Regions from separate parts of the Mus musculus genome. Here all the other regions are linked to region 2. A link is a loop called in an ENCODE intact Hi-C map of the cell type or tissue named here. Cell type or tissue: heart. All regions are shown on one strand. Links, peaks and the distances in the headings refer to the core of each region. The heading gives the core; the rest is flanking DNA.

What was found. A loop is a pair of places that touch in the nucleus more often than their neighbours do. Peaks named below come from ENCODE experiments on the same cell type or tissue, not always from the same donor. Only the 100,000 strongest peaks of a DNase experiment are listed, where the experiment ranks them.
Region 1: a loop joins it to region 2, with 2.6 times the contacts of the local background. A loop is called at or near these places in 3 of 42 quality-filtered maps.
Region 3: a loop joins it to region 2, with 3 times the contacts of the local background. A loop is called at or near these places in 2 of 42 quality-filtered maps.

Annotation. Positions count from the first base shown.
Region 1 is chr13:28,496,977-28,507,565 of GRCm38, forward strand. All of the region lies in intron 7 of 2610307P16Rik (RIKEN cDNA 2610307P16 gene), which reads right to left. Among named protein-coding and RNA genes, the nearest start is that of Gm40841, 81 kb to the left of the region's middle. In heart, for the core only: no CTCF peak of the experiment used is centred there; a DNase peak (open chromatin) is centred at 5,375; H3K27ac peaks cover 1,516 bases.
Region 2 is chr13:28,753,414-28,764,002 of GRCm38, forward strand. The region is part of intron 3 of 2610307P16Rik (RIKEN cDNA 2610307P16 gene); the gene reads right to left. Among named protein-coding and RNA genes, the nearest start is that of Mir6368, 48 kb to the left of the region's middle. In heart, for the core only: no CTCF peak of the experiment used is centred there; a DNase peak (open chromatin) is centred at 4,598; H3K4me3 peaks cover 1,434 bases; H3K27ac peaks cover 3,496 bases.
Region 3 is chr13:28,515,359-28,525,947 of GRCm38, forward strand. All of the region lies in intron 7 of 2610307P16Rik (RIKEN cDNA 2610307P16 gene), which reads right to left. Among named protein-coding and RNA genes, the nearest start is that of Gm40841, 99 kb to the left of the region's middle. In heart, for the core only: no CTCF peak of the experiment used is centred there; a DNase peak (open chromatin) is centred at 4,663.

The DNA.
Region 1 (10,589 bases), core at 879-8,878, 260 kb before region 2:
CACCACAACATGAGGAGCTGTATTAAAGGATCGAAGCATTAGGAAGGTTGAGAACCACTGCCCTAAACAGAAAGCTCCCAGATCATCTGCTTCACCTGCTTGTAACTTTGCACAGTGGGTATTTACAAGATGGCCAGCTCCTCTGCTATCTGGCACTGCACTCACTGAAATGTGTATTATCAATGACACACTACACATTTTATTTTGGTCTTTATTCATTTTCTTTCATCACAAAACAAAACCCATGAGGAGCCTGCATTTTTACTTTTTGTTATATTGTTAGCATCTAGAATCCAGCTTGGCCTCCAAAGTATATAAAAATGACTGGGAAGTATGTTGCTTCCCCCCCCCCCCCCGTACATACAGAAGAACCGAAGCTTTATATGGCTCCTAACATGAGTGGTGTGTGTGAGTGTATTGATATAGTTTAAAAATATATGATAGGAACAAACAGATAAATACACACATGACCATTCTCCCTTCCTTCCTTCCTACCTTTAGTTACTGAACTATTCAAAAATCTAAATCTAACCATATGGCTTCGAGGTAACAAAGGATATAAAATATTGAGAGGGCATGACAGACGAATGAAAGAAATCTGCTCAGGCCAAAATTCACTTTGAAATGGTTTGAGGAAGTGGGTTATAGAAGATGACAGCAAACCAATTGTCCAACTAGAATATGAGAGGAAGAAGGATATTGCAGAATTTAAGATGGCATAGACCACTGGTTTTCAGAATGGGACCATAAGACTTTCTTTCCTAATAGGAACTGTAAAAATCTTCATTGCATAGACACAGGCCTCTGCTGCATGCTCTCCTTTCTGGCAGTCCAGGGATTGATTCTGCATTCGCCTCCCTTGCCTTTCTCTGCCAGGGCACCAGAAGCATCTTTCTCCCTACGACTCCTTAGAACACAATTTGGAAAAACATTTTTTAAGAAAAATTACCCTAATTTTTAACATCTTATATTTCAAAAAATTATTTTAAAGTGGAAGGGTTTAGGAAAATAGATACTAGAGAACCTGGGGATGGAGACATGGCTCAGAAAAGCCCTGAATGATCTGACAGAGGACTCAACTTCAATTCCCAGCACCCACATGGAGACTCACAACCATTTGTAACTCCAGTTGCAGAGGATATGACCCCCTTTTCTGGTCTTCATGGGCACCTGGCATGTACATGGTACATAGACATCCACTGAGACAAAGCATACATATAAGAGAAAAAATAAATAAATAATAATTAAAGAGCATGGCTTGGTAAAACCAAGACTTGCCCCATCATACATCAGAGGTGTGGTAACCTCCTATAATGACAAAGCAGGCATTCTTGGCTACACTCTTGGCCCATGTCTTTCCTATTTATGATCATTAAAGGCAAGGCAGCCAAGGTAAATACAATGTAGACATCGGCAGCAGGAGCCTGATAAAGATCAAGATAGCAGGGCTGCTGACACAGCAGACAGGACCATGCAGGAGACAGAACTTGCCTAAGAGTTCTGACTGAAAGAATATTCCCAGGACAAGCTTTCTGCTTGAAATCTCAGTGCTCTATCTGGTCATATACTTCCTGTAGCGAAGAAAGGTTTGCTTTGTCTTAGAATAATTCAGAGATGCTCCTCATCACTGGAGCTAGATTGAAAGCTAGGGGAGAATTCACTGTCATGTATGTCACCAATAAGAAAAGAAAAGCTAATGGGTAACTTAGCAAAACGTTGACCTATGAATCCTGAGATGAGAAAATGTCATATGGCCCAGAGATGTATTCATATAAAGTTTGGGAGAATATTACTGCCTTAATCAAAGAAAACTGATAATAGATGCATGATAGATAGATAGATAGATAGATAGATAGATAGATAGATAGATAGATAGATAGATAATTTAGCACATCTACACTGGATATGAACAAAGAATTCTACTTTTACTTAAAATGACAAACTGGATTAGCTTTGTCTCCAGTCCTCCTACTATCCATGTCTCTTCTACCTAGTGGAGATAATAATACATGGAGATGTGGCAATATCATTATATTAAGGACAATGCTTTCACTTTGGGTTCTGACCACCAATATAGTGTTTAATGCTTTCTTTTGGAGCTATAGCTGGTTTTATCTAATCAAAAAAGGTAGCTACTTTTTAATCTATTGAATTTAAAACGTAAGTATGAAAAACTATAAATATAGCTGCGTGCAATGTAGCCCAATGCCCAACAATGGAGTATTATTGTTTGTACCCTAGTTTGTTTATTATTATCTTTCATTTTCTTTTCTGTATATGGTTATTTTACCTAAGTGCTAACATATGCATTCTTACTGTCCTTGGTGGACAGAGGAGCATGTCAAATCTCCTGGAACTGGAGTTACAGATAGATGGCTGTGAGCTAGCATATGAGTTCTGGGAACTGAACCAGGGTCTTCTGTAAGAGCATCCAGTGCTCTTAAACTCTGAGCCACCTCTCCAGACCTGTATTCTAGTTTCTAATTCTGAAAACTATCTTAACAGCTCCAGTCACAATAGCTAGAGTCATATGCAGTTATATGTTCTGAATTAGTTCTTGCAAGAAATAAAACTTTTACTGGTTAAAAGCTGACTGCCAATATTAAGTAATTCTACATGGTGTAGCACTTCTACCTGCGTTTTCTTGATCCAAAACACAGATAGCTATATTTCAACCCAAAGACAGATTTTAGTATGGAAACTTAGATATAGGGATCAGGACCAACTATTGTTCTCCTTGAATGAAATCGTCAAATTCTGTATATTATTGTGAAGCCATGGGTGAGAATCTGAAGTCTTTAAATGTAGTCTGCCATTCTAAATCACATTAACTTCTAAACAAGACACAGAAACAAACATTTACATAAAAGGTCAAGGCTATAAACAAAACCCTCAGCTTTCCAATTCAAGTTTTAAGTCATATATGAGAGGGTTTGGAGAGAGAAGAGGAGAGGGAGAAATGCTACATTTATATTATAACTGAAAACCAACAACAGAAAAGGTACACTTTCATTCCCTACCATGTAAGCGCAGCTGTCTGTAAATAATTTTTTAACTCAACAGCAAAACAAATACTACGCTGCCTCTAACCAACAGCATTATCAATAATAATCCCTTGTGTGTAAGATGGTCTAACTTCTGTTTTCATTACTTTAGGATCTCATGAAGGCAATATATAATCAGTAAAAATCATACTTCCAACTTTGAATTCTACCGTTTATCAGGCTAGGTAAATGACTTTGATGTTGTCTTGAGCAATGACAACAAACAATCCCCCCTGCTGATACTTCTGTTGACCACCATGATCATTAGGGTGAACCACACATACTCTCAGTGCACTGTGTTAATAAGTTATGATGCTAAGGAGGTTGGGTGGCTTAAAGTCATTTGTTTGTTTGTTTTGCCTTACATCATTTTTAACTGGCAATGGTTGTATCAAAGCATAGTTACACAGTACACTGAGAAGGACCTGTAGAGCACCCAGGATACTACACACTAGTGATTGCTTAATGGGAGAAGTGTAGAAATATTCAGACATGATTGTGCAGGATATATCCATATAGTCTTGAATTATCAAAAGTTGGGGAAAAAATCAAGAGAGGGAGAAGAGAAGGAGGAAACAGTGCCTTTTGCAATGCTATGTATAGCATGTCCATGAGTTATCAAGAGAAGCACAGTAGTAATTAAACAGGACAACCTCAAAGGAGGAACAGCTATCTTTCACTCATAAATGACACAGAACATTATTTCATTTCATTCCCGGTGTTGTGATTAAGATATCCTGACAAAAAGCTTCATGACCTGAGTTCGATCCCCTGGAACCGAAACCCACAGAATGGTCAAAGGAGAGAACTAGTTTCACAAAGCTGTGCTGTGAACTCCACGTGCATTCATGCACAAATGTTCCACCCATCCACCTACCCATACATACACACCCAGGACATGCACTCGCTCACTCACACCCACGACAATTATAACTTCAACAAGTGATATGAGCATTCAAATTTGGTGTTGCAGATTTGAAACCACATAGACATTTCTATAGGTTAGTGCTGGGATCATGGCTGGTTCTTCTGTTTCCATTTGACTCAAAGCCATGGTGTAAGTAACTGACAATTAAAAATCAAGAAAAGTCCTAGGCTCTGAATTAGCATCTTAGACAAGGAACTTCTAGAAATACACAGGAAACACCTCTTGGGGACAGATTATATAAGAGACAAAATCTGTCATTTAATTTTCAAGCAGATAAGATAATTTCCTCCTGATAGGGTTTCCCATAAGTGATTTCTGAGGCTCATGAAAACCCTTTGGCCACAGGTTCTTCTTGAGGTTGGCTCTGTTCTCAACATGTTCTTTCTCATTTGACATTACGAGGAAACTAGGCTACTTAATGACAGTACCAAGGGACCTTGTGGGAGTGCTACAAAGTTCACAGCTCTCAAACTCATCTGGTCCACTCTAAAAGCCAGTGACTGACTGCAGTGCTTCGAAAGCATCTTTACTGGTCAGGGCAAAATGATCTTCTCTGTGTATGCCCTATTGTACCTCTGAAAGACTTCCCAAGATTTAAGTGACTTGAGTGGGAAGAAAAATATTTAAAAAACAAAACAAAAAACTAAAACTCAAATAGAAAGATGAGCACCACCGATCTCATTTTGAAAATGGACAAATAGCTCTAAAACTTAGACAAGCAATGGAGGAGAGCCAAGATCCTAGTCCTCTGACCACCTAGGTGACTTCATCACCTCACGGTATTTTAACGACATTAACAGTAGGACATGGCACAAACACTTAATACAAACTCATGGCACACCATTCTGGAGGGAAAGCAAGCAGTGCACAGTCGGACTATATTTGTTAACTGATTTCCTGGGTTTATCGTGAACTCCATCAACACAGGGAAGAATAAACTCTAAAGGGTGAGGGACAGACGGGGTCACAGGTAGAATTTGTGTAAGGAAAGTACAAATGATCAGAGAAATCCACACAAGTTTTACTATTTACTAAGCATTTGCCCTTCTAAGGATCTTTGAGCACTTCTCAAACTTTCAAAGGAAAACAAAAACAAAAAACAAAAACAACAAAAAAAGTATTTTCCTCAGAGGGATAAAGTTTACTGCAATTGAGGCTTTAGATGGGGGGAAAACTAACTAAGCTGGGAAGCGCCTAGAATGTGCTCACAGTAAAGAAAGCATGTGATCACTTTCAGAGTGGGCTCTGCACTGGGACAGTCTCTCCCAGAGAAACATGTGCCCCTGGGGGAGGGAGGTGGCCCCTGAGGGAGGGAGGTAGCCCTCTCTTCTAGGTTGGGAGGAGGCATCCCAGCCTGGGAACTCCCCTGCAGCAGTGTGTTTTGGTTACACTTCCTATCAGCAAGCAGACAGGAAGCATCAGCTGACAAAGAGGCAAGCAGAGGCCAAGGCTACAGCAGACAGCGCTTTTGAGGCCTGACTTTGAAAGAGCGGAAACCATGTGGGAATTACTTTACTATTAAACAAAAAGGCTTCAGGTGGCTTTACATTAAAGGAATACTGGCAGCCACAGCCCAGGTCTCTACACTCCCCACCCACCTTCTCAGAGCCTGCTCTTCTTTTCTGTTTAAATTTTACAAGCCCTGTGACAAGCAACGGAAATTCCCTAAATATAAATTAAGCATTGTGTGCTCTCAAGATACTCTTGTTGGCACTCAATCAGTAGTTTGGTATTAAAGTCTATCAGATGGTTATTTGGGACAAACTTCACATGTGTGTGCACTATGTGAATATACCGTACCCTTAATCATTTCATTCTCGATCTGTGTACAGACTCCCTACTATGTCCACCATCATAAATGGACACATCTCTGCTTCATCTCACGGGGCTCCAGGCCTCCCAGACTACATCTCTCCAGAGATAGAAATGGTCACTCTTAGAACAGGCTGGATAATGGTTACGTGAACCTTGGGACAGAATAACTGAGCTCACTTCCCGCTTCTTGGACTCAAAGACAGGAGGTCTTTCCACAGCACACTGTTCACCAATCTGGCCACCCACCATGTGTTCCCACTGATGTAGTGTGAAAGGGAGGAGTAAGGAAGGGGAACACTAACAGTGTCAGCTGAGAAGGGCTAGCTAGGACCTCACCATCTGAGGCCACTCACAGCCATGTTGCCCTCCATGGAAAAACGCCATTAAGCATCTCCGATGAGGGCTCTCAATACGTCTGTGCACATCCTCAGTGGCCCCAGGGATGTACAATGGCTTGAATTATGAATGTGAGCCGTCACTCCTAGCTATGGGCCCTGTGCTAATCAATTTACTCATTGCCATGACAAAACATACGAAACCATCCCTGTATAGAAAGAAGGGTTTATCTACATTCATAGTTTGAGCATACAGTCCGTGGTGGCAGGGATGGCATGGTGGTAGAAGCTTGAGGCAACTGGTCACATGGCACCCACCATGGCATGCTCAGCTCATTTTCTCCTGTTTCCTCAACCCATGGGATGTTGCAGCCACATTCGGGTGGGTCTTCTAAGCTCTGTTCAACTTTTTACGAAGGAGCCTTGTAGACATGAATTGATTTCCACAGTGGGTCTAAATCACACGTTGACAGCTGAGATTAGACATTAAGATCCTGTCTTACACTTACACACACACACACACACACTATGAACCTACGTCTGCTATACAGGCTTACAGCCTGCTCAGTGATTGTCTTTATTACTTAACACTCCGAGTTAACTGAGCAGGTACAGAACATCTCATTCTGCTATTTAAAAGAATGTTAACTGCCAAGGTTAGTGATACAGAGCTACAGTTCCAAAGGACTTGGGGTGATGGGGAGCAGGTGCTGAAGCAGGAGGATTGAATTGCCAGCTAGCCTAAGTATATAGCAAGGCCCTATCTCAAAAAGAAGAAAAAGAAGGAGGAGGAGGAGGAGAATAACATTAGCTATGTTCTTTGGACACATCTCTTGTTTTCTACAACAAAATGAAGGGTGTTCAGTCTCTACTAAGCTTGTTAGGACATGAAGACAAATGTCATTACTTGCCGTTCAAAAGGGACTAAGAGACTTTCCTGCCACTGTCTACCCATTACAGTGAATAGAAATTTTCTCCCAGTAAGCAGTCTGGGTCCAGAGAATCATGTTAATATGAATAAATCTCTCTCTACCTAGTACATGGAGAATGGCCAAAAGGTGCCTTTCTGAGTCTCCTTTTCCCAAGAAATAGTCTGAAAAAAAATGTGTTATCTTTTAGAGAGAAGCTGAGGTTTAAATGGGAGAGGAGGCAGAAGAAGAGCCTACTTTCTCTAGCTCCCAACTACTTTTCCCAACATTCCTTCTCTGGTCATTAACCCTGCCCTACACCCTGAACTCATCAATGGAGAGGAGTGAAGGGAATTTATTGGAAGGAGACTTGGGAGCCTTTGCTTCATGTTAGATATGGCTGTTTACTAGATACACTGAGAGACTTAAATAAAAAATTCATGCCAACGGTATTTGTAGAAGAGACCAGCTGTTCTTTATTTATTCCAGCAGACAGGACTGAGTGTTATTATCCAAGCTCAGTGAGCTCCTCTGGCAACAACTGCACTGCCTTGAACCATTTTAGAGATGAGTGCTAAAGAGAGTTTATCCTAAGAAACCGAAGCTGCATCCAAAAGTTGTCAAACCTAACCAAAATATATATATATCACCATAACACAGATCCCATTCCTAAATTGCTTTCCCCTTGTCTCCATGCCTGCATCGCCATCCACAATGGCTGATTCCATCTCAAGGATCAGGACGCAGGAAAATGATACCAGTCTAGCAGTCTGCTGACACTAGGTGACACACAGTGAGCCTAGAGCATCCTAGAAAATCTTTGTCTACAGTCAGCTCATGTGGAAGGGCTTCATACACTGTTTTCGTTTTTATTTTTTAATTAATACTGACTGATGAGAGACTTTTGAACTATGAGGAAGCAGTGCTCAGGAAAACCGGTGTTTACTTCTTGAAGGGATTAGTGCATGAGTAGCAGCTACAGAGATAACTAATGTTAGTGAGAGTTTCTGAAGCCCTGGGTTTGGAGCCAGTGGATTCAACATCTCATTTAAGCCTGCCAACCGTTGTAATGAGCGAGTGCAGTGACTTCCTTCCAAAGGTTTTCATCATGGAAAAAGAGAGAGAGAAATAGGGACTTCACAATAGAAAACCATGACCATAGGGCTTCAGCCGGGTGATGATGGCCAACATCCAGAGTAACAGTATCAAGGTAACAGTATGTGCATGAAGTAGATAAGATGCTGCTTCTAATATGAACTCAGAGGCAGTGACATCGCATACACAAGACCTACAGAAACTCAAGGCAGACAAAATTCTAGCATGAAGAAGAGGAACTGCCTACAAAGTGACCCCCAGCCCCCAACCAAAAAGTGATTTGTAATGAAAGTTCCTTACAGAAGGGAAATCAGTTTTCTTCAGTAGAGTGACAATGCCTATATCAACCACACTTTCATGGCAGGCCCCATGCTCAGGGGTAGTAGCCAACACAAAACATTCTCCATGCTTTTGTTGATTTGACTTGTTTTTAAGAGAGAGAAAGACCGTGAAGTTGGTTGGTGAGGGTTATGGTGGAGGCCAGGGAGAAATTAAACGAGGGGAAAGTATAAGATCAAAATACATTGTATGAAGTTCTCAACGAATAAATACAAACATTGTTTAAAACAAAAAGAAAGAAAACAGTGTTTGCCTCCATACTCACCCTTGGGGAAATGTAGAGCCCAGACTAATCAGGAGAAGAGTATCAGACAAATCCTCCAACAGGAACAGTCTGTGAAACACCTGCTGACCTCTCCTTAGAATCCCGGAGTTCATCCCCAACAAGGGAGGGTGAGAATCTTCACGGCTCAGCCCAAGGTGACAACAACTGCCATGTGCTACTCACGAGACTCAGGAACACATCCTGAAAACTAACGAAAGTAGAAAAATCAAAATAAAATGTAGATCTTAGCTAACAGGAGCAAGTTACTGTTGGTCCATGAGTCTCGAAAGCATTCATAGGAAGGAAACCCTGCTGAGTGCCAGACAGCTGCACACTGTGACTACTGTCACTCTCCTGCCAATCAGTACAAACATAGTCTAGAAATCCCTCTGAGCTTCATGTTTCCACCAACATCCTATAGATACGGCAAAAACAGATTAAATAACTTCCATTTTGTTTTCCGAGGTAGGACTTCACTGTGTCGCCCTGGCAGTCCTAGAGTATTCTTTGTAGACCACATTGTCCTTAAGCTCAAGGACCTGCCTGACCCTGCCTCTGCATACTGAGTGCTGGGATTAAAGCCATGCAACATCATGGATAACTAATTTCTTAACTACATAAGCCAGATGTAGAACTTGATTCACATTAAAGAACCATGCAACAAGATGTGAGGTAACACCCTGCTAAGATTTTTGACTCTGTTTTAATAAAAACTATTGTATGTCAGATGCATAAAGCTGAAAGGAATTGACCTGTTTTGCTCTCCCAATAATGATAGTTATTTTAGCCATGTTTTTAAGTACAGGGTTATAACATGACTCTCTAAATGTTTTATCTTTATTTTCAATATAGATGCCACTATCAAGAAAACATAGAAAGGACATAGGAGGTGACTGGAGAAGACCCTTAAATACTGTTGATGAGAATGGGAATTCGTCTGACTACAATAGAAATCAGTATGGAAGACCTTAAAGAAACTAAAGTAAAAACAGAATTATTACGCGCCACAGTAATACATCTTCTAGGTATATAACTCAAGGACTCTACATGGACACAAGACAGAGACACATACAGTGCACATGGATGTTTTCTGAAACTATAGTCGTAGAACCAAGTTATTTAAACAGCCTAGATTCTGCCAACAAATGAATACATAATAAAAATGTATCTATATAGAATTGAGTTTTATTTATACAGAAAAATTAGAATGAATATTTGTTATTTGTAGGAAAACGAGTGGGATTGGAGATTTTTATATTAGGTGAAATAAGCCCAATTCACAAAAACAGCTACTACATGTCCGCCCCCCCCCCCCCCCCGCCGTCATGTGTCGTATCTAAGCTTAAAAATCAGACTTGAAAGTAGAAGGGGGCCACTGAGGGAAAGGAAAGGGGTTACCGGGAGGAAGAGGGTGGACAGAAAAGGAACATAAGTATGAGGTGTTTGAAAGCATGATAAACATGCATGGAGATTTCAAAACGAAATGTACTATTGTTACAATTATTGCACACTATGAAGAAAAGCATTGGCAGATCTGAACTACAGAAAGATTAAATGCTTTCGGAAGTGATTTTTGAAGGACCAAAATAAAGGGAGGGGGGAAGGGGCATGAGAAAATTTCAGTGGGTTGTGGGTTTACTAATGACCTCACATGATAATTACAAATACGACAGAAGTCTGTCTGGAGATGAAGCTCAGCTGGTACAGTGATTACCCAGCATGCAGTGATGTCCAGGTTAAATCCCCCAGCACCGAATGAATTGAGAAGGGTGGGACATATGTGTATTCACAGTCTTCAGATGGAGAAGGCAAAAAGATGAGCAATTTGAGGTCATACTCAGTTACATAGGGGGTTCATGG
Region 2 (10,589 bases), core at 1,324-9,323:
TTTGGAACACCGACACCCTAACATTTAAAGAAAAGAAGGGGGAGGGGAGGGGAGGGAAGGGGGGAGGGGAGGGGAGGGGAGGGGAGGGGAGGGGAGGGGAGGGGAGGGGAGGGGAGGGGAGGAGAGGGGAGGAGAGGAGAGGAGAGGAGAGGAGAGGAGAGGAGAGGAGAGGAGAGGAGAGAAACAAGGCCTGGCTTGCCCATGCCTGTGATCTAAGCACTAGGAAAACAAGGGAATCTAGAGAGCTTACTGCCAATCCATCTGGTTAGTAAATGCCAGGTTCAGTCTCAGAAAATGAGGGCAATAGAGTGAGATATAACCTCTGACCTACACACTCACATGCACAGCCACACATGCAGACACTGGATATACACTGGGAGGAGGAGGTGGAGATGGAGCAGAGATTTCCATGCTAAGTCTAAGTCCTACACTAGGTCTGTTTAGAGTTAATGAGAGGAAGAGAAGGAGTATGCACTCACATCCAGCTTGTGCCATTTCCTTCGGTGGAAAACAGAGAGACAGATGTGAAACTTAAGCACACGAATGGCACGGACTTGACACCATCAATCCACCACACGTGTAGTACTACTTCTAGTTCAGATGCTCTTGGAATGAAGATACAAAAGGATACAGAATGGGTACCTCTGCACCATATGTCAAGTACAGCTTGATCATTCCAGACAGTAAAGGCTTGAGCCAGCCACTGCATGTCGTATTCAAGAGAAAGCTGCTTTCTAGGTAGCACATTTTTGGTTAAAAAAAAACAAAACTAAAAAACAGCGATTTTAATTTGCCATAGTATATTTTATAGACATCTCTGAACAATTAAAAGCATGTATTGAGAACTGAAATTGCTCCTGCCTGGTTGCAATTTTTACTGCCAAATATGGGGTCCACAAGAAGCACTTAACTTTAAAGGTGACCTCTGCTTTCTGGTGATGAGTCATCGTCAAGTAAGCGTCACGGATAGTCTCCTGGGCAGTGAACAGTAGATATTTGGCAGTGGACAACTGAAGGAGATGGAGGAACAAGAAACCAGAAAAAAAGCAGAAGCATAATGGGAGTAGGGAAAAGGGAACTTCCTCTGAATCCAAGAAAAAGAAGAGCTGAGCGCTTCAGCAAAAGACGGAAATAAGTATTTAAAATGAAAGGCAGGGATGAGCTGGAGGCTCAAACCTGTTATCCTTTGTGTGGGAGGCAAAAACACAACTGTCATGAATTCAGGGCCAACCAGGGCTACATAGTAAGTTCCAGGGTAGCCTACATGGCAGAATAAGAACATTACATCATTATGAACAAAACTAACTCTAGTTGCTGGGTATGGTGGTACACACTTGTAATTACATACGAGGTGGATACAGGATAATCAGGAGTTCAAGGTCAGCCTCAGATACATGGTGAGTTCAGGGCCAGTCTGAGCTACCTAAAATCCTGTCTCAAAGAAAACTAAAAACAGGAGTAGGATTCACCACATTAAAGTAGAACTGGGAGAGTTCTCCTAGACTGAAAGTCTTATAGACACGAACAAACATAAAACAGTAATTCTTGAAGATTTAAAAAGTCTTTTAAGATTTGTCATGTGTATGTCTGTCTGTGTCTGTGTGTCTGTAATTGTGCCTATGTGTGCATGCTGTATATGTGTGTCTGTGTATGCGTGTCTGTGTCTATGTATAAATGTTATGTGTGCGTGTATCTACATATCATATGTGTGGGAGGTGACCACAGAGGACAAAAGAGGGTGTTGGGTCCCCTGGAAGAGCCACTTTCCACCCACTAAGGTTGTTGAATTCTCACACTCATTGAACCACGTCAGAAAGTAAAGTAGACAAGAGAGTCATTCCTCACTACCTCATTATATTTTAATAACGGTTACATGTTAGAAAGGGGGGAAAATAGGTGTTTGCTCACTGTGGAAAAGCTAAGGAGAGGGATCATGAAAAGAAAACACTTGTATGTGCCCGTGGCCTGCATTCAGCTACTGATCATATCCAGGTTCACATAAACGTACATGCTTTGCAGAGATAATGTTGCACATGCAGGCTCCCGTTTTCAATTATGCTTTCCAATCTAAATTTACAATGCTGCCTACCAAGGAAAGCAAGATCTCAGTGTTTAACATTTCCTCATAGACTTTCCACTTCCATACCTCTCTCTGTTGATAGAAGATAGAAATGTTGACCTTTTATATTAAACATGCTTTCTACATAGAGATTTCATGTGTGCATCAATAAATTAGAAACAAGTTTGCTCTACCTTGTTTCAATGCCTTTGGGTTGTTTGTTTGTTTGTTTTTTGAGAGTCTTATCTAGCCTGTGCTGTCCTCAAAGTCTGTATAATGTAGCTAAGGCTGCCCTTCGACTTCTGATCTTGGTGCCTCTACTGTGAAAGTGTTGGGATGACAGGAACGTGCCACGATACTGGGCCAAAGTGTATCTTTTAAGGTACCCACAAAATGCAGTGCACACACTGTGAAATTAATCACTGAAGTGACAGCTCTGGTCTGGAGAGAGAGAACTCAGCTGGTTAAGTGCTTTCTATGCAAACATGAAGACCTGAGTTCTATCCCAACTCACAAGAACAAAGCCAGGCATGGTGACAGGCCTCTGGAATTCTAGTGGCCAGGAAAAGGAGACAGGAGGATCCCTAGAGCTGGCTCTCCAGCTAATCTTGCTGAAGCAATGAGCTCCAGTTCACTGTCCCATGTTCAGTGGAACCACTACCTCAAAAATAAAGTGGAGGGGACTGCAGAGTAAAGAGACTGCCCTGGGGCTAAGAGCACGCAATGTGCCTGCAGAGACTGAGTTTTGTTCCCAGCACCTATGTCTGGTAGTTCATAAGTGCCTAACGACCACTCCAGGGAATCTGACATCTCTGGCCTCTGTGAGCACTGCACTTAAGAATACAAACTCATGCTCATGCATACACATCTATACATAATATAAAATAAATAAAAATGAATATTAAATCTAAAAAGTAATAATAATTAAAGAAGACACCAATAATAACCAGTCTCTGGCCTGTATGTACACTCGCATACACATGACCCCATACACATGCATACACACCATATACCACACACACAAAACAATAACAATAATAAGTAACCTCTATTACTAATAAGTAATGTAGACCAGAGTTGGAAGAGCCTGTGTTTAGCATACACAAGGCCCTGGGTTCTCCAAAAACAAAAACAAATAAATGTTATTAATTGGCCTTTTAAGTTCTACCATCCCAGGGCCCCAGACTCTGTGTCATGCTTTCATGCAAGAGCGTGAGAGTTACTTTGCTTCCTACAATACAGCTGAGGATGCTTTCTCGAGTTGTTCAAGCAAATACAAGCCACACATGGGGTATTAACAGAAAGAAAATATTGAAGGGGGATAACAGAACTGGTTAACCATGCCCTAAGGCCTCTACCACTAGTGAATTTTAGAGACATCTTAACTCACTACTCATAAATGTCCCTGAAAAAAAAAATATTCTCTCACGTTAAGTGGAGGAAGAGACACAGGTCAGGTTTAATAGAAGGCCAAGGGAAAGGGTCAACGCAAGAGCAAGAGTTCACAGTAAAGCCAGAGCAGAGGGGGGCCAGGCACAGCCTTTCGGATCTCAGACAAGACAGGGGAAGCCCTTCCCTCTGCAGCCTTCTCCTTTGCATCCGCCCTCACCTTCAGGTCTGAAGTAAACCTGAGCCAGGAGCCTCCTGGTGCAAGCAACCCTCTCAGAACTTAACAGTCTCAGGTTTTAAGCAACTCTTAGAGCCTCAAGGTCAGCTAGGGTACACACACACACACACACACACACACAAAGAGGAAAATAGGTCGGGAAACAAGAAAAAAGGAAACAAGTCACTTGGCAAACCAACCTCCACGGAGAATTAGCTTCTGAAAATCTTCTGAGCAAACAATTCACACCATAAAACAGCTGCTGCTTGCCATCTGCGGGTCCTAATCAACACACGCACATACACACACACACACACACACACACACACACACACACACACACATATATACTTCTGCCCAGTGGTACCCTGGCTCCTAGCTATTTCCTGTCCCCTTCAACCTCCTAAGCAATTCTTGGTCAAAAAAACGAAGTCACAAACTTACAGGCACTGACAGTGTTTTCCTAGGGTAGATTCTGTCCAAGACGTTATGACAGTAACAGAAAAAGAGCAAGCAGGCCTTCAAGTCCTGACGTCTGCTCACCACTTTCAAAAACTGGCTCCTGACCTTATTCTCACTTGGGTCCTTCAGGTCCAGTCGGTGAACTCTGGACCTTTACTGGACCAGATCAAATCATTTCTAGAACCACTGTACCACATTTTATTTAGTCTTTCTGTTCCTCTCCCCCAGCCTCAAACGAATGACTCTGTGCCAAAAAAAAAAAAGCGGGAGGGGGGAGAGAAAGAAAAAGTTGCTGTTTGAGAGAGTATCAGCATGCTTGATTCATGCCAAAGTTTACAGCATAGTTCTATCCTGAGCCACAGCGAGGATGGGCCGTTGTGGGGGAGGGAAATGGAGCCAGGCAGCTGTTTTTTCAATAAACTCTAGCAGAATCCCGCCCACTTCCTGCACTGGCTTCAGGGACCCCAGCAGAGAGGAGGAGGAGGCAGCCAGCGAGATCTTCCTCCTCCAAGACTCAGGCTACTGCCTCCCTGGCTCGGACCCTCCTGATCCACCCCTGAACCTCAGGAGGGCAGCCAGAGGGTTTGTCCCAGCTCCTTTGGATGTTTATTTCTGGTCTCCAACTCCCAGGAGAGTTTCACCTCCTCTCTCCCTAATCTTAGCCCTCCCCACGCTCCACCCTCCCCCGCCCGTGTATCCTAGCTCTGAGGCACACCAGGCATGACTGCAAAAGCAGGGAAGGGAAGGGAGTGCGTTTCTCATCCCACACCTTCCAAGAATATGCTGGCCTTCCCTCTCTGCAGCTGTGGTCATCAGTCCCTCGGCTCCTCAAGCCAGCCTTTCCTCAGGCAAAGCCTCTGAGTTCAGTTTCTTTTCTGGAGTGGGAAGGGAGGGCAGGAACATGAGAAGGCACGGAAAAGCTGCTGCGCCCACCAAGACCAAGCAAGCGGCTCAGTCAGCCCTAAAGCTTTAATTTGTTAACTTAGAAACCCCTGGGGCATTGCAATCAAAGGAGGGCTCCACCCAGCAACACCTCTGATTACTTTTTTCCCTTCTAGTGGGCAAGTAAAGAAGAGGGGAAATTAGGACAACCGTGTGCAAAACAGAACTACTCCATAACACGGACTTGGCTCTCACAAGGTCCAGATTACGGACTCAACACCTCCATGCCTGTCCAAATGGAAAGAGAAAATACTCAGGGTGCAACCTAGATCCAGCTGCCCAGACAGCCTGCCAACCAGAGCATCAGTAAACCCCAAATTGCTGCTCAGGCCCCAGATGGCTTTTTCATTCCTTCTTTCTTTTTAAAGTTCTTTAGGGTTTTCTAGTTCATACTGGTAAACTGACTCTTTCATATCCTGGTTTTAATATGCGCGAATCAATAAGCAACAAACCCTTGGTGTGAAAGGGTCTGGTATAAGCATAGAAGTTTATACACAGTGACTGTGCAAGAAAATCAATCTTTCTTTTAAAAAGTCTCAGATCTTTCATAAATGACTCAACAGTAACCAAAGAATGAAAATGATTATGTCATAGTTCTGTTAATGATTGAAATATAAATTAAAAAAAAAAATCAGGCTCGAGGAGATGGCTCCGTCCATAAAGTCCTTACTGAGCAAGGGCAAATATGATGTCCTCAGTCTGATCTCCAACACCCACATGAAAGACAGGCACAGCTGTGTGCTCCAGAAATCCAAGAGCTGGGGAAAGGAAGGTGGGAGGGCCCCAGGGCTCCCTAGCCAGCTAGCCTGGCTCAACTGGTGAGTTTGGGCTCCCAAGAAAAATCCTGTCTCAAAAAAGAAAAGGTGGGAAGCAACTAACAAAAACATTACTTTGACCTTTGACCCCAGGCACATGAATATAATCACCTACTCCCCGCCTCTCCCTCCCCCTCCCCTCTCTTCCCCCCCTCACCACACACACACACACACACTACATGAGTTGGCACATAACCAACCCTAGGTCACCCTGTATTTCCAAATAGAGAAATAGAGATCTCATATAGCCTAACTCACTGACTTCCATTTAAGTCAAACAAAAAAGGCTGAACTGTTTCAAAAGGCATGAAACACCAAAAGATAGGCAGTCTTTTATGATTTGGCCTAATATATCAATCACAATTGTTGGCATCAAAAATGGTATTTCTCAAAAAATATAGTCTCAAATAGATGATGCATACCCTTGCTACATACAACTCAGGTCCCACTGCACCCCCACCCCCACCGTGTATAACACTCAGAAACACTGTCTTTTCTCAAGCTAAAAGAAGTTAAGACCCAATAATGACAACTCAGAATTCCAAAGTACTGCTGCGCTCTAAATGAAGAATCTGATTTTCAACCTCTTATCTCCCTTCTTCATTCCTAGGACCAATGAAGCACAAAAGGAGGGTAGGACAAACAAGAATTTAAATAGAAGACCTATTCAGACTCCAGCCTTCTACTCTGAGGTCTAGGCCGAGGCTTCAAGAGCTGAGCCAATGAATCCGTAAAATGGACCATTCCAGTACAGAGGCTAATTAACCTCTACTTTCCTTTTGATGGCAGAAGTTAGTCAAGGTGTGGGAAACAGGAAGTAGATTTACAGTAACAGTCTTGGATGGCCAGCTACCTGAGTTCTTCCCAGTCCCTCCAAGGTCACTATCCTGGACCTGCTTACTGATTCCCATCACTAGTGTATACAGAATTATTTACAGCCAGGAAATCACATTTGTGAACTTAATATGAAGTGTTTGCTCACAAATGAACTAGAATCTAAAGCTGATAGCCAGGCACGGGGGTGCATGCCTGTAATCCCAACACTGGAAAGGAAGAGGCAGGAGGAGTATATCAAGTTCTTGGGATGCACAGTCAGCAAGAGAGAGAGAGAGAGAATAAATAGAAACGGGGAGGAAGCTATGTATCTCAACCCCAAACAAGCAAACAAACAACTCTAACAGTATCTCTGGGTCTTTGGATGGCCTTAGAATTACTTAGCTGCCACACATTTGAATTTTCCAACAATGGTTATTGCTAAGGTTTAGCCCAAGTGTTAGGCACTTACTCTCTAGAATGCCACCACTAGAAGGTTCTCTGGGCCCTTGGGAAAAGGAGCCCTATGAGTTGTCCCATATGTCACTAGCAAACATGCACCCAAAGGGAATTATGGGGTCCCAGCTTCCTCCTCCCCTTTTTCTTTCTAGAGTGTGAGATGAGTAGAGTATTTTGCCAGGCTCTGCCTTCCATGACTGTCCAGTACTTACTGCACAAAAGCAACCTTGTTAAAGCATTTAAAACCTAATAAAGGAAAGCAATCTTACATTCAATAAAAATGTTTACCCTATTTAAAAAAAATTGAGCTGAGAAATGACAAGTTTTAAGTCTGCTGTAATGTGATTATGGCTACTACTAGCAAGACAGGGAGTTACTCATAATTGGAATTGGAAACTAAGGAGCAAAACTCCAGATAAGACAGAATCCCAAGGACCTGGCGGTATCTTCTACCTAAAGAATCTCCATCAGTCATCACTAGTGACAGGTAGAAACATCTCAGCCAGCCTATCAGTGACTAATACTGGTGCCAATTCCTTTGCACTAAAGGGGAAAAGATATGTTTCTGGATGCAAAACACAGTAGTACCATGTGATCAGAAAGACAGTTCATTGGAAGTAGAATAATACCTGTCAGCAAATATTTTAGCGTTTAAGTGCCTCAAATGCAGACTCTTCGGGATGACCCTGAAATGCCTTTCATAGAATCAGTCCGTTCATTTCTCTGTCGCCTGGGAGTTTTCATGGGTCAAAACCCAGAGAAAGAGGAGGAGGAGGAGGAGGAGGAGGAGGAGGAGGACGACGACGACGACGACGACACAATTGAGGGGCTCAGGGTGCAGTGATGCCCTTTCTAGGACCTTCTTAGAAAAGATGGTTCCTGCATAACATCAGAATGAAAGCTTCCATCTTGGGACCTCAATGACAGCTCCACTCCTAAGAGCAAGGGGTTAGAAATGCTTTCTGCATTAACAAGGCAAGCATTTCCAAGTCATGATTTTCCAAAAGAAAACAGAGAGGCCAGGCGTGGTGGCACACACCTTTAATCCCAGCACTTCAGGAGGCAGAGGCAGGCGGATTTCCGAGTTCGAGACCAGCCTGGTCTACAAAGTGAGTTCCAGAACAGCCAGGGCTATACAGAGAAACCCTGTCTCGAAAAAACCAAACAAAAAACAAAAAAACAAAACAAACAAACAAAAAAAACAAAAACAAACAAACAAACAAAAAACAGAGAGAAGGACATATGTGAATGATACACAAGGTCTCCTCAGAGGTTTCTGTCTACCCAACAGTCACACTGCTTATGTGAACCAGCTTGCTAAGATATAAACGTGATGCCCTTTACAACATGGCATACACTTCTGTATGGAGCCTGGCACCTGAGGCTTTCATGTTCCTGAGGGAACATGATCTGCCCCACCCTAGAGTCAGGTGAGGGATGGCCCAGAACACCACATACAAGGCAAGGCAGCTGAGCTTACCTTGAAGTCTGAATACCTGTTCAGAACATGAAGAATAAAAAATGGCCAATTCACAGTTCCCGGTTGCAAATTATCTTACAAAATGATCATTTACTTAATAATTTCATGTTGGAAAAGGAAGTGCATGAAAGACCCCAGTTTAAGTAAAACAACAACTGCTGATTAATCATCTGCATGGACCAGACACCACAGCACTGCATTTACACGTTTCTTCATTTGATTCCTACAGCAGATCAGGGGATCGTTATGACCATGATTGTCACCTGCTAGAATCCTGCTTGAAGCTTCTATAAACAAAACAGCCAAGAGCAGCCAGGCTAAGGTGCACATAGCAGTCAACATGTTTTCTGTAAGTCACTGTGGTATGAGTCTTTCAAAACCGGGCAGTGTACCAAAACACCAATCCCACTACCAGGTTAAGAAAAGGGGGGGTGGGCTAGGTTCCCAGGTGACAGAAGGAAAGCTTTAGCTGTGGAGTCGCAGGGAAGAAAGCTACTTTCTCCAGTCAGGGTTTCTATTGCTATAAAGTGGCACCATGACGACAACTCATTCAATGGTGGCTGGCTTACAGTTCAGAGATTTAGAACATTGTCATCATGGTGGGAAGCATGACTACATGCAGGCAGACTTGACTATGGAGAAGTAGCTGAGCCTTCTACATCCAGATCTACAGACAGCAGGAAGAGAGACAGTGGGCGTGGTTTAAGCATCTGAAACCTCAAAGCCTACCCCCAGTGACACTCTTCCTCCCACAAAGATACACCTCCAACACTGTTACACACTTCCCATGAGTCTTTGGGGGCCATTTTTATTCAAGCCACCACTGGGGTGAAATCTTCATTGGAAACTGAACCCCAAATTTCTCATTATTATGTACCATTCTGCCTGAGGCTAGGAAGCCAAAATGAAATGGTATACTAGATGCTCTGTAAATATTACATTTCTTCCCCCTAGTGCCCCAGACTCCCACTACATCTCCTAGGAACCAGAAACTTTATCAAACCAAACCAAACCAAACTCTATGTTTTGGAGAAGTTACATTTATGGTCATAAGTACTTCTAAATATGCTGAGTCTCTGAAGGGAAATAATAATTATCATTTATTCACAGTGAAGAGCTCATGTTTGGAAAACTCTTTTTGGCTCTGTTTGATTGGATTTTGTGCTTTGTTGTTTTGTTTTGAGACACAGTCTCTGTGTGTGGCCCAGGCTGGCCTCTAACTCACCGTTACCCTTTTGCTTCAGCCTCCCCAGTGTTTGGATTACACACCCTAACAATCCACTTTGTTGTGTAATCTTGTGTTTCAAAAAGCCATTCTTAAGAAGCTAGAGAAGGCTAGGGAGATGGTTCAGTGGTTAAGAACATTCCTTTCTTTTTTTTTTTTTAATAGAAATAGCTAACTCTGACAGTGGAGGCCTATAACCCCAGCACTTCTAAAGCAAAACCGGGTGGTTTCAGAATACTATACCCCTGCCTCACCTACCAGGTTTTCTGCAAACATCATTTTTAAACAAAGTTACCATTGGTAACTTTTTATCTACACTTGGCTGTGCATATTCTTTGGTACCATGGTGTCCCATCTTTACATCCCAGCACCTAGAGCTGGAGAAATGGCACACATGTTAAGAGCGGGGCAGTGGTGGCACACGCCTTTAATCCTAGCACTTGGGAGGCAGAGGCAGGTGGATTTCTGAGTTCGAGGCCAGCCTGGTCTACAAAGTGAGTTCCAGGACAGCCAAAGCTATACAGAGAAACCCTGTCTCGAAAAACAAAAAAACAAACAAACAAACAAACAAAAAAGAGCTCTGGCTGCTCTTCCAGAGAACCCAGGTTCAATTCTCAACAACTGTCTGTAACTCTAGTTCCAGAGGACCAATACCCTCATACAGACATACATACAGGCAAAACACCAATGCACATTTGAAAAGGGAAAAAAAAAAAAATCGCGGCAGC
Region 3 (10,589 bases), core at 926-8,925, 240 kb before region 2:
ACAGAAATGTGGAGGACATGCCCTAGAGTCAAGACACTGTCTTGGGCAATAGGTATGTTCAAAAATGCTTGTAACCCCATCAGTAGGCCAGTAAAAGGGTGGCATCAGACTAGGCATAGGGATCAATGGTAGTTTGTCCAGAGTACACTATTGAGGAATTATGTGCATAGTGCAGTGGTATAGTGTTTGCCTAGGATCTGCCAGGGAGGGGCTGAGGGCATGGCTCAGCAGTAAAGGACCTGCCTGTCTGAATCCATTAGTTGGGATTTAGGAGGGTGGCTCAACTACAGAGTGCCTGCCTACTATCTGAGGTGCTGGGGTTATGGCTCAGAGGTAGAGCCTAGCTAGAATCTACCAGTGGATCTAAGGTATGGCTCAGCAGTAGAGTGCCACCTGCCTTGTTGCATTGAGTCCTGGGTTTAATACATAGCACAACAAAAAGAAAAAAGAAAAGATTGGCATCAATTCATCTATGAAACACAGAAATTAAAATGAAGTGTGTATATGCACAGAGATGTCTAGGGGTACATTGCTATTTTAGGAACATTCAATGTTTTATTTTACTTAATAGTACTCCTTCCAAAAATGGCATGAAGTAAACAAGTACATTCCAATTGCACAGGAAGGAACTGAATCTGAACAGTAAGCAAATTCTCAAAATAGACACGGTGGACAGCAAAGCTAAGCTCAAATCTGACTCTTCCCAATGGAAAACCCTTTATTCTTCTCCTGGGGGAACTCATCTTGGAAAACAATGTGAAAAAGTATCATGAAAAAAACCCTTGCCCTGTCCATCCAGGACGGGTGTGGAGTGGCTGTCACCCAACCTCGGCCTACAATGAAAATGGAAAGCTGCAGCAAGTGTGAGATCAAAACAGTAAAGCAACTTTTATATAAAAAACTTAACTTAGAGCAAGTTATTGAAGGACACATGTGCACACATGAGAACACAAGTGCACATGCACACATGTACCATACCTACTGAATGGGCAAATACAACACATTTCAAGGGTGGCTTGTGCTCCCTGGGGCACCCACTCTATGTTACCTTCCCTAGCCCATGTATTTCTCATTTATTGTACCCACCAAAAGCCCATAAGAGTTCTAACAGACTGTTGTTGAATTTAGATTCATTTGTGTATCAAAATTCTCCTTTAAATAACCAGCAGTTGCAATGGGTGAGAAAGCACCACACATTTTAACAAAAACACTTATCTGATAACATTTTAGTGCTTGCAAATGAACAATAAAATCACAGTTCAGCCTCTGAGTGGTTCGGTCTATAGCAGACACAGCAGTTCTTGAAATCAATTAATCTAGTCTCTGTCAGATCCACAAACCAGCGAACATTTGGAAACAAAAAAAGTAGATTGCAAAACCAAACATACCTGTAGGAGGAACCACTAACCCCACAGCCTTTCTCCTTCCCTTTCCCCTTCAAGTTTGATGACTTGACAGTTCTGGGACTCCTCCTAGAAGAGTGGGGGACTCACCCCCAGCCCCAGCTGTTCAAAGCTCAGCCCAATCTGCTCCTTAGAGTTGGCTGTATAGTAACAATGTGGCTACCGTTCACCTTCATTTGCTGTGAAGATCACTAAGCTTGAGAGGGGAGGGGAGGGAGGGAGAGAGGGAAGGAGGGAGGGAGGGAGAGAGAGAGGGAGGGAGGGAAGGAGGGAGGGGGAGAGAGGAGGCAGAAAGAGGGGGAGTCAGGGAGAGGGGGAGGCAGGGAGGGGGCAGGGGAGGGAGAGAGGCAGAGAGGCAGAGACATAGAGAGAAAGAGACAGAGAGAGAGACACACAGAAACAGAGTGAGAAAAAGAAACAGGAAGACAGATTCAGGCAGAGATAGTTAAAGAGAGAGTGCCCCAGGTGTAACAGAGCCCAGTTTCAAACTGGAAAGATGCGTTACCCAGGTACCTGACAGTTTCTATGGCCAGAGAGGCAAGAAGCAACAAGGGCAGGAAGAACGGAAAATCCGAAAGAGACAGAAAGCAGCAGCCAGAACACGTTTGGCAAGTGTGCAAGCTCACGTGAGGAGAGAAGAGAGTGCAAAAAGGAAATTTTGAAATAGAGACAAGTAGGCCTTTCACGTGAAGTCTCAGTTGTGACAGGATTCTACTTGTCTGCCACCACAAACATCCCACACCAGAGGCCCAGGGAAACATGGGGGAAGAGTCAGAGCAGAGGAGATGGGCTTCAAACCGATTTGAATGCAGGCGATAATCTGGACAGTTCTGAGCACTATCGGAGACAATGAACTCAGTGCAACTTGGGTTTCAGTCATGGAACTGACCTTTCATTCACAAAAATGGCTAAATTACAGTGTAGTGTTTTCTCACTCCAGTCATGGGTTCAGCTATTTAAATCTTATAAGGAGTCACGTTTAAATCTTGTCTTCCCACTGAAACAGCAGAACTGTGAAAATAACCCTCCACTGGTATCTCCTTCACAGGCAGTCCTGCCTGCTATATAAACAGCTGGGAAGCCTTTATTCACAATGACATCAAAGTCAATACTTGTTCTCAGTGACTCTGATTGATGTCTAACGCTAAAGTAAATTCAAATTCCCATCAGTAATGAACAGAGAATTGGTAGATGGGTTGGAATTTGCCTGGCAGATTCCAAAGCCTCTGGATTCACTTCCCTGGAAAGCATGAAGGTATTAAACTAACAAGGACAACGGCTCCTTCGTTCATTTTCACAGGTCTTTGCTCCCTTGTCCATTAGCTGAATCGATCCAAGAATGTTTCTGGATGCCACACCTGGAAGTTAGTATCTCACAGTCTGAGGCCAGGCTGATATGAAAGGGTCTACAGGACACAGGACTCCACTCCCAATATACAATGATTCCCCCAAACATCCACAGTTCTGGGATAGGGAAACCCTTCAGAGAGTTAGTTGTTGCAGGAATAAAACCTCCCTTGGGGGGAGGGGATCTTTAATGGTTTGTATGTGCATAAATGTACATGTGACTATGGATAGGTTTTGTGTGTACAAATATGTATAGAGATCATAGCTCTAGGTGTCTTTCTCTATTGTTCTCCACTTGTTTTTTGAGACTGAATCTCTCACTGAACCTGGAGCTCATGTATTCAATTCTACTGGAGAGCCAACGAGTCTAAGTGGTGCTCTGCCTCCCCAGCGCCAACATTATAAACATGTATTGCTTTGTTTGGCCTTTTTAAAGATGGGCTCTGGGAGGCTGGGAACTCACAACCTCATGCTTTTGTGACAAGCACTTTGGCAACATCTCTCAGTCTCAGCTCTATGGCTTTACAGTCATGGAGGTGAAAGAGATTCCAACTAAGGTCTGTATACGTTTCTTGTCACTGAAAAAGCAAACATCTGACACAAACAACTAGGAAGAAATGTTTATTTTGACTCCAGGTTTCAGAGGACTCTGTCCGTACCTGCTTAGTCCCACACACTTGGCAAGAACACTGCAGCAGTGGGAATGCGTAACACAGAACCCTTTTCATTCTCAATACTTATAGAAAATAGAGAGATGGAGATAGGAAAGCATAAGATACCTTCAAAGACTCTTTTCCAGGTGACCTTCTTCCTCAAGCCAGACCCCACCTCCTAAAGTCTCCAGATCTTTTCCAAACAGTGTCATCTTCTAAGGACCTAACCTTTAACACATGTGTGGCGGAGAAGAGAAGTGTTCCATATTCAAACCATAACATCTTGCTGCCATTAAAATGTCTTCTCTTCACATTTAACATAAACGTAGAGGACAGACACAGACAGAAGTTTAAAATGGGATCAGTATGGAATCCAGCAGACCGTAGAACACCAAACTCTGCATGAGACTTCAGTGGGTGATTCACTGCCAAAATAGCCACAAAGAAAAGATAAATAACAGAGTCTTAATGAATCACCAAAAGGTTGTTTGTTTGGACGTATATAAACCTAAAAGAAGTTAACATAGAGTTTATCTGTGTGTGTGTGTGTGTGTGTGTGTGTGTGTGTGTGTGTGTATGTGTGTATGTATGTAAGTATGTATGTTTCCATGGGTACTCTGATGCATACACATGTAAAAGCTACATGTCAATATAGGGTGTCATGCCATCCTCATCCAATCTCCACATTTTTGTTTTGTCTTGTTTTGAGACAAGGTCTCTCAAGTGAACCTGGAGCTCACCACTCAGCTAGGCTGGCAGGTCAGTGAGCTCTAATGATCTGCCTGCCTCCACCTCTGCAGTTTACATTTTAAAAGAAAATAAACCTTTATCCTGGCCACCTGTCACAGAGCCATGCCCACACAAGCACACCCACAAATACAAACACCAGAGAAACAGTGTCAGAGTCAATTGACTCTAGCTTAAAAAAAAAAAAAAAAAAACAAACAAACAAAAAAAAAAACTCTATGTAAGTCTTCCACCAGCTTGAAATAAAAGAAACTGACCGGAGAGGCTGAGGAGGATCTGAGGGTTTAACTCTTTCCTAAAAGCAGAGAGCCAACCACACCTGGAGATTAATTAGCAGGTCTTTGATGTATCATCTGTCCTCTGCACAGCACCCAGTGGGGTGGAGTCATCAAAACATTTACAGTGCCTGGTGAAAAAATAATTTGCCGTGAGGTAATTTAGTGTAAGCTCAGGTCATGTCCCAGTCTTGCCAAACAGATGGAGCTGCCAAAGGTCCCTTCCTGTAGCTGTTCCTTTCACAATGATGTGCCTGCTCACATGCTTAACTCTCTGCCAACCTTGATCTGCTCAGGGTGTGTGTGTGTGTGTGTGTGTGTGTCGTTTGCAGGAAGAGCTTCACACACAACATCTTAGGTTTCCCTGGATTCCTCTTGGTAGTCACACTTGGTTCAAGAGCGTCTGGGAAGAAGAAAGAAGAAAGGAGGTGCTGTCTAGACCAGGACAGAGATGTCATTCCCCAGCATGCACAGAACATGTCCTGCCCTGTCAGAAGAAACAGCTGTGATGCCTGGTGCAAGTTCCATGCAGCTGCTGTTTTGTGGAAGATTTCAACTCCACATCATCCATAAAGTACAAAGAACTCTGTTCACCATGGGCTGCATGGGTAATGGGCTGGGATGTGTCTTTAGAGCAGAAGAAAATCTCTCAGGAGACTTTGGACATGCACTCTTACTCCAAATGTTCCTTCTGAGGTGACCAGGACATAAACTGAACTTGGCAAGTTCGCTTGTGAGATTGTGCAAATGCAGTTGAAAGAAGAGCAGGGACTGGTGCACCTCATCCTGCATGTGTTCCCAACACTGCTTCCCTAAGCGGCATGGAGAGAACGGCTCAGCAGTCTGGTACAGAGAACACCACATGGCACCGGTCATTTCTGTTCTCTGAAAGGTGCCAGACTATGAGCAAAAGCACAAATCATTTTTATTAAACTGGGTAAATTAAGGAAACTTCTTGCAGCCAATACACTTGTACCCACAGGAATGTATTGAAAAACTAAGATCCTGCCCGGTGCAATCCACAGAAGAAAACACACAGAGATCAACAAGGTTGATAAAAGGCACTGAGGCTGGTTTCAGGCCTGGGCAGAAATCGAGAAATGGCTTAAATAATCCATGTTGTTGTTATGCTGAACAGAATTCTCACACTGAACGCAATATATAAACACCCTGAAGACTCCTTCCCTGAAAGTGCTCTCCTCCTTACATCAAAGAGGGTTAGGGTAAGAAGGATACTTGAAGGAGACTAAAAGACAACAGGCAGGCAGAAGGAAAAAAAGGCTCACCAAATCCACAGCACAGCCCCGCAGCTCATTTTGAATAATGACGGATCCTTCGAGCATTGATTTTACTCACAACACTAAATTCACTCATTATGTAACACTACATTGCTTCTTAGGTTTAGTGAATAAATTATAAAAGTTTAAGTCACTGAATGAATTATAGAACCAAATGTGGGCTCTTTGTGTATGCCAAGAATAATGTGCTTTTTCCTCAGGTGAATAACCTTAGGATAAATATGAAGTTAATCATAATATCTCTAAATCATCATCTAGAATTGGAACAGTGTGCTCAGCCGTACCTGTGTGTATTTATTTATGCTATCATACTTACATAATGTTTACACCACACTCTTTTATCTTACATAATCATGTTTGTATGACTATCTAATTTGGTAAGCAAAGTTGGGAATTAGAATTCAATTGCTTAAGTAGGGCTGAAAGAGATAGCTCAGTGGTTAAGAGCATAAGCCCCATTTCCAGAAGACCCGAGTTTGATTTCTAGCATCCGCATCAGTTAAGTCAAGTTAAGTCCAGCTCCAAGGGAAATCAGACACTGCCGGACTCTGTGAGCACCTGAACTCACTTGCACATACACAGACACAGCCGAGAAACATGCAACACATGCACACACACACTAGGCAGACAGATAGATACTTTAATTATGTCCCAGTGCTGGGACATTTGTTTCTCAACAAATATGTGTGCACAGAGTTTCTCTTAAAGATATAAGTAAATTTGGGATAGGAAAGATGCCTCAGTGATTAAAAATGAAGAATTATTGCTATAGAAGCATGAAGACCTGAGTTCAAATCTCCAGGAGCTATAAAGCTGGATATGGATACACACACACACACACACACACACACACGCACGCACGCACACATTCATACTCACTCATGAACATACATTCATATATGCATACACACCACCCAAATCTAAACATACATGAAAATATAAGTGAACTCTACCCAGTTGATCCTTGTTAGTTACAGTCCTCACTGCAGTTGAGGATATCTGTGATTAACAATGGGAAAACCATTTCCCTTGAGATCATGGAAAATTCAACTGAATTCAATTATGGAACATAATTGAAGAAGCAGTAAGTCAAAACATATACCATGCCCTTCATACACAGCCATCTGCAAAGTTTCTCACAGACACAAACTATTTAACATCTTGTCACAGGCAGCTTTAAGACTCTCCTGGGAGTTACAAGTTAGTTAAATGCATATTTTGCCGTCCCAGTAAAAACCCCAAATGAGTACATTTCAGGTACTAAGCCAACAAGTACTAGCAATGGGCTGCCATATTTATGGAGAAGGATAGCTCACAAAAAAAAAAAAAATGAGAGAAGCAGTGATTGATGGGTTCTTAGGCAACAAGGAAAGAAATGCTTGTATGCAACAACATAGCTACAGAATTTCAAGGAGGACGATCAAGAAGCAGCATCAGAAAACAGTACAGGAAAACGTACTGCACTGGGTGTGCACTGGATGTGGCTCGGGTTACTCCTGTTCCCTCTGTAGGGATACAGCTAGGCAAATTCGAATGTATCAAGCCAAACAGGAAACACTGAAGGAGAAAGAGAAATCTCCAGACCTGGCTCATAGCTGCTCAGTAAGTTTCTGTGGAACAAACAACTGTTCCAAAGAACAAGAAGAATGTAGAAGGAGGAGACACAGCAAGGACCAAGGGGAGAAGAAGAACAGTATTCAGCACCTCTGAGCACATCCCACCCCACAACACTTGAATAAAAGCATGCAAGGGCTCTGAACAGCAGCATCTTCTTCATGTCAAACAGCTGGCCATAGGGATGATTTACTAACTTAGCGGTGAGATACATCACTTTCCTGTCTCGTTGGTACTCCAGCCTTGCTGTCTCTTGGTCATCTCTAGCCTCGTGTACCTACCCAAACTTCCTGTTGACTAACGAGAATATTAAACTCAAATATTAATTGTAACCACCACCATCAAACAGCACTTTTTATACATTGTGGAGACTAACAGAGTTCGACTCTCTCCCACCTGAAACCAAATGCCTTCAGGTTTGGCTTATAGGGGCTCTGAGAGTTTCTGCTAAACAAGTGCAAGGGAACAAATGAGAAAAAAAAAAAAAAAAAACAGTTCCAAAGGACAGGGCTGAAATGAAAAGAATCTTTTACACACACACACACACACACACACACACACACACACACACACCCCTCTAATTGTTACACATAAAACAACTCTAAAGACAGAATTATTTCAAATACTACATAAAAAAAGCTTAAATTTCTAATCAGTAAATAATAAACTGCTTCATGTAAATTAGGACAAGGATCAAGACCATAATAAATCATAGGCATGAAACTTGAGCCTTGGTAATCTACTGACTTGGTATTTCCTTTAACTCAGCTTTCCCAGCTTTCCCGAGATTTGCTTTTTCATTAAGGGTGGTTCTAGGTGAAGGCCAACAGAACACTATATACAAACACAAAATCCTCTCCCTTTCTCCACAACTTCAGGGTCGCTACACCCAGCTGAAATTTAAGGACACCTAGAGGACTTTGACAGACTATTCTAAATGACCAAACCACTGAAACACTTTCCTATCCTCTAACAATCCTCCCAGTTATAGTTTAAAGCTATAGTCCTAAAACCAAGGCATACTACTTAAAATTAATGAAAAAGTACAAGCTTATAAGTAGATATGTACTCCTAAAAATACTTCCTATGCCAACTAAAGCCCAAGCCAAAGTTCTCAGGGAGCCATGGGCTATTAACTTGGCACACTGAGTAGTATTGCAAGGTGGTAATGGAGCCAATGGTTCTGGTCTTCAAACCCCACTAGGTTCATAACTTTGGTGAGTGATCTATCCTGTTGTGTCTGGTTCTCCTCCTGAATGGAACCATGAAGGTGCCTGCTCTGTTGAGCAGTGCATACTAAGTGTGCAGACAGAAGTACACACAGCATATCTGTACATGACAGGAGATGCCACTTAAACCATCACCTTCATACGTGCCCTAACTTTTGATTATACAAGTAAGGCAGTCTTGAAGAGGAGAGATGCTTCTCCATGATCATATCTCTGCAAAAGATTCAGTGCATTGGGGATCTAGAAGGCAGTATCAAAAGATGATCCAAACTGGGAGATAGCTCACTGAGTAAAGCGCTTGTCCTTCAAGCCTGACCATCTGAGTTTGAATGCCCAGAACCCATGGAAAGTTAGATGTAGTGGTGCCAGTACACTGATCACAAGATGGGAGCCAGGTACAGGAAAATCTCTGGAAGCCCATGGTCTGGTGGATCAATATATTCAAGAATCAAGAACAAGCAAGAAACCATGCCTCAGACAACATAGGAGGTTGGGGTCACAAACTCACTGACAAAAGGCAGAATCCTTAGGTGACCAGGCACCTAATACTCAACATATGGGCTACAGTCGGTTTCCTCTCATAATTACATGACTGATGGTCAGCCATGGCTCCCTGTGTCTAGTCACCATTACCAGAGCATTTCACCACATACTGCTAACCTGGGACAAAACCCAAAATCTGAAGCACAGTTTCTACAAAAATGTGAGTCACATTTACACTCTGATAATGTGCTGAGTCACTGTGGAACTGTCCTTAAACATGGATTTTATATCTATATTCATGTAAGGAAATCACAGATAGGAATTACACTCACTGAATTTCCATTAGCTTTACGATGCGTTGCAAGTACACAAACAGGCAATGCTTTGGAGCACATGTAACAGGAACCCAACACAGTCCTAACTAGCCTATGCTTTGAGCTAGCCAACCTGCCACTGGGCCTACTTCTACATTTATGCAAAAGATTCAGTCACACCACAGTTATCATTAAAACTTATATTTTTGATAAACCTTCTACATATGAGAATATCTAATATATAGATAAACCATGTTATCTTGAAATGCAAATACCTCAAACACACTGGGACACTCAGCATTAAGTCAGCTGCAAAGAGCGCTATCTCTTTCCCATATGTTTGAATTAGTATATAAAGAGAAATAAAGCCATACCATGATGCCCGTGTTCTTCACTATAGAAACAGTATATAAACTCTGAAGACAACAATTCACCTCTTATATCAGGAGAACTAAATAAGACCAAGAATACACGTGTGCTTTTCTGCATTACTATGATAAAAATACCTGGTGGAAATTTAAAGGAGAAAGGATTTATTTTGGTTCACAGTTTCAAAAGGTTCAGTTCATGATATGTAGGTAGTAGACATGGTAGACTTTTTGGTAGACAGCAAGCTCAGAGAAGAAGGATGGCAGCACTGGACATTCAGCAGAGCCTACCTGGTGAACTCCAGGTCAGTAAGAGTGCATGACATAAATATAAACAAATACAAAAGGTAGATTGCATGCAAAGAATGACACCTAATTTTACCCTCTAGTCAATATACAGACACACAGTGAGACAGACAGACAGACAGACAGACAGACAGACAATCAGACAGACACACACACACACAAGAGGCCGGGGAGGCTGGGGAAGGAGAGAGACAAAGGTGTTTTGTTTTGTTTTGTTTTGTTTTGTTTTGTTTTGTTTTGTTCTTTAAAGGTTGAAAGTTAGAACAGCTTTAAAATACCACTCCCTAAATTTGAGGCCTGTTTGTGACATTAGTATTAGTGCTATCCATTGACTGGTATAAAATATAGAAACTCTGGCTTATGTCAATTTGCAGTGAAAAAGGACAGCCTAGATCACCCACCTTCACCGGGAAATATAAATGCCTAATGATCTGGATGACATGAAATAAAAAGAGAGGGCTTTTATGTGATGCTATATGTAAGCTAACATAAAAAATGATTGACTCCAGAACTGCTGTTTGTATTGGAAAGATACACACGGTTATAAACAGC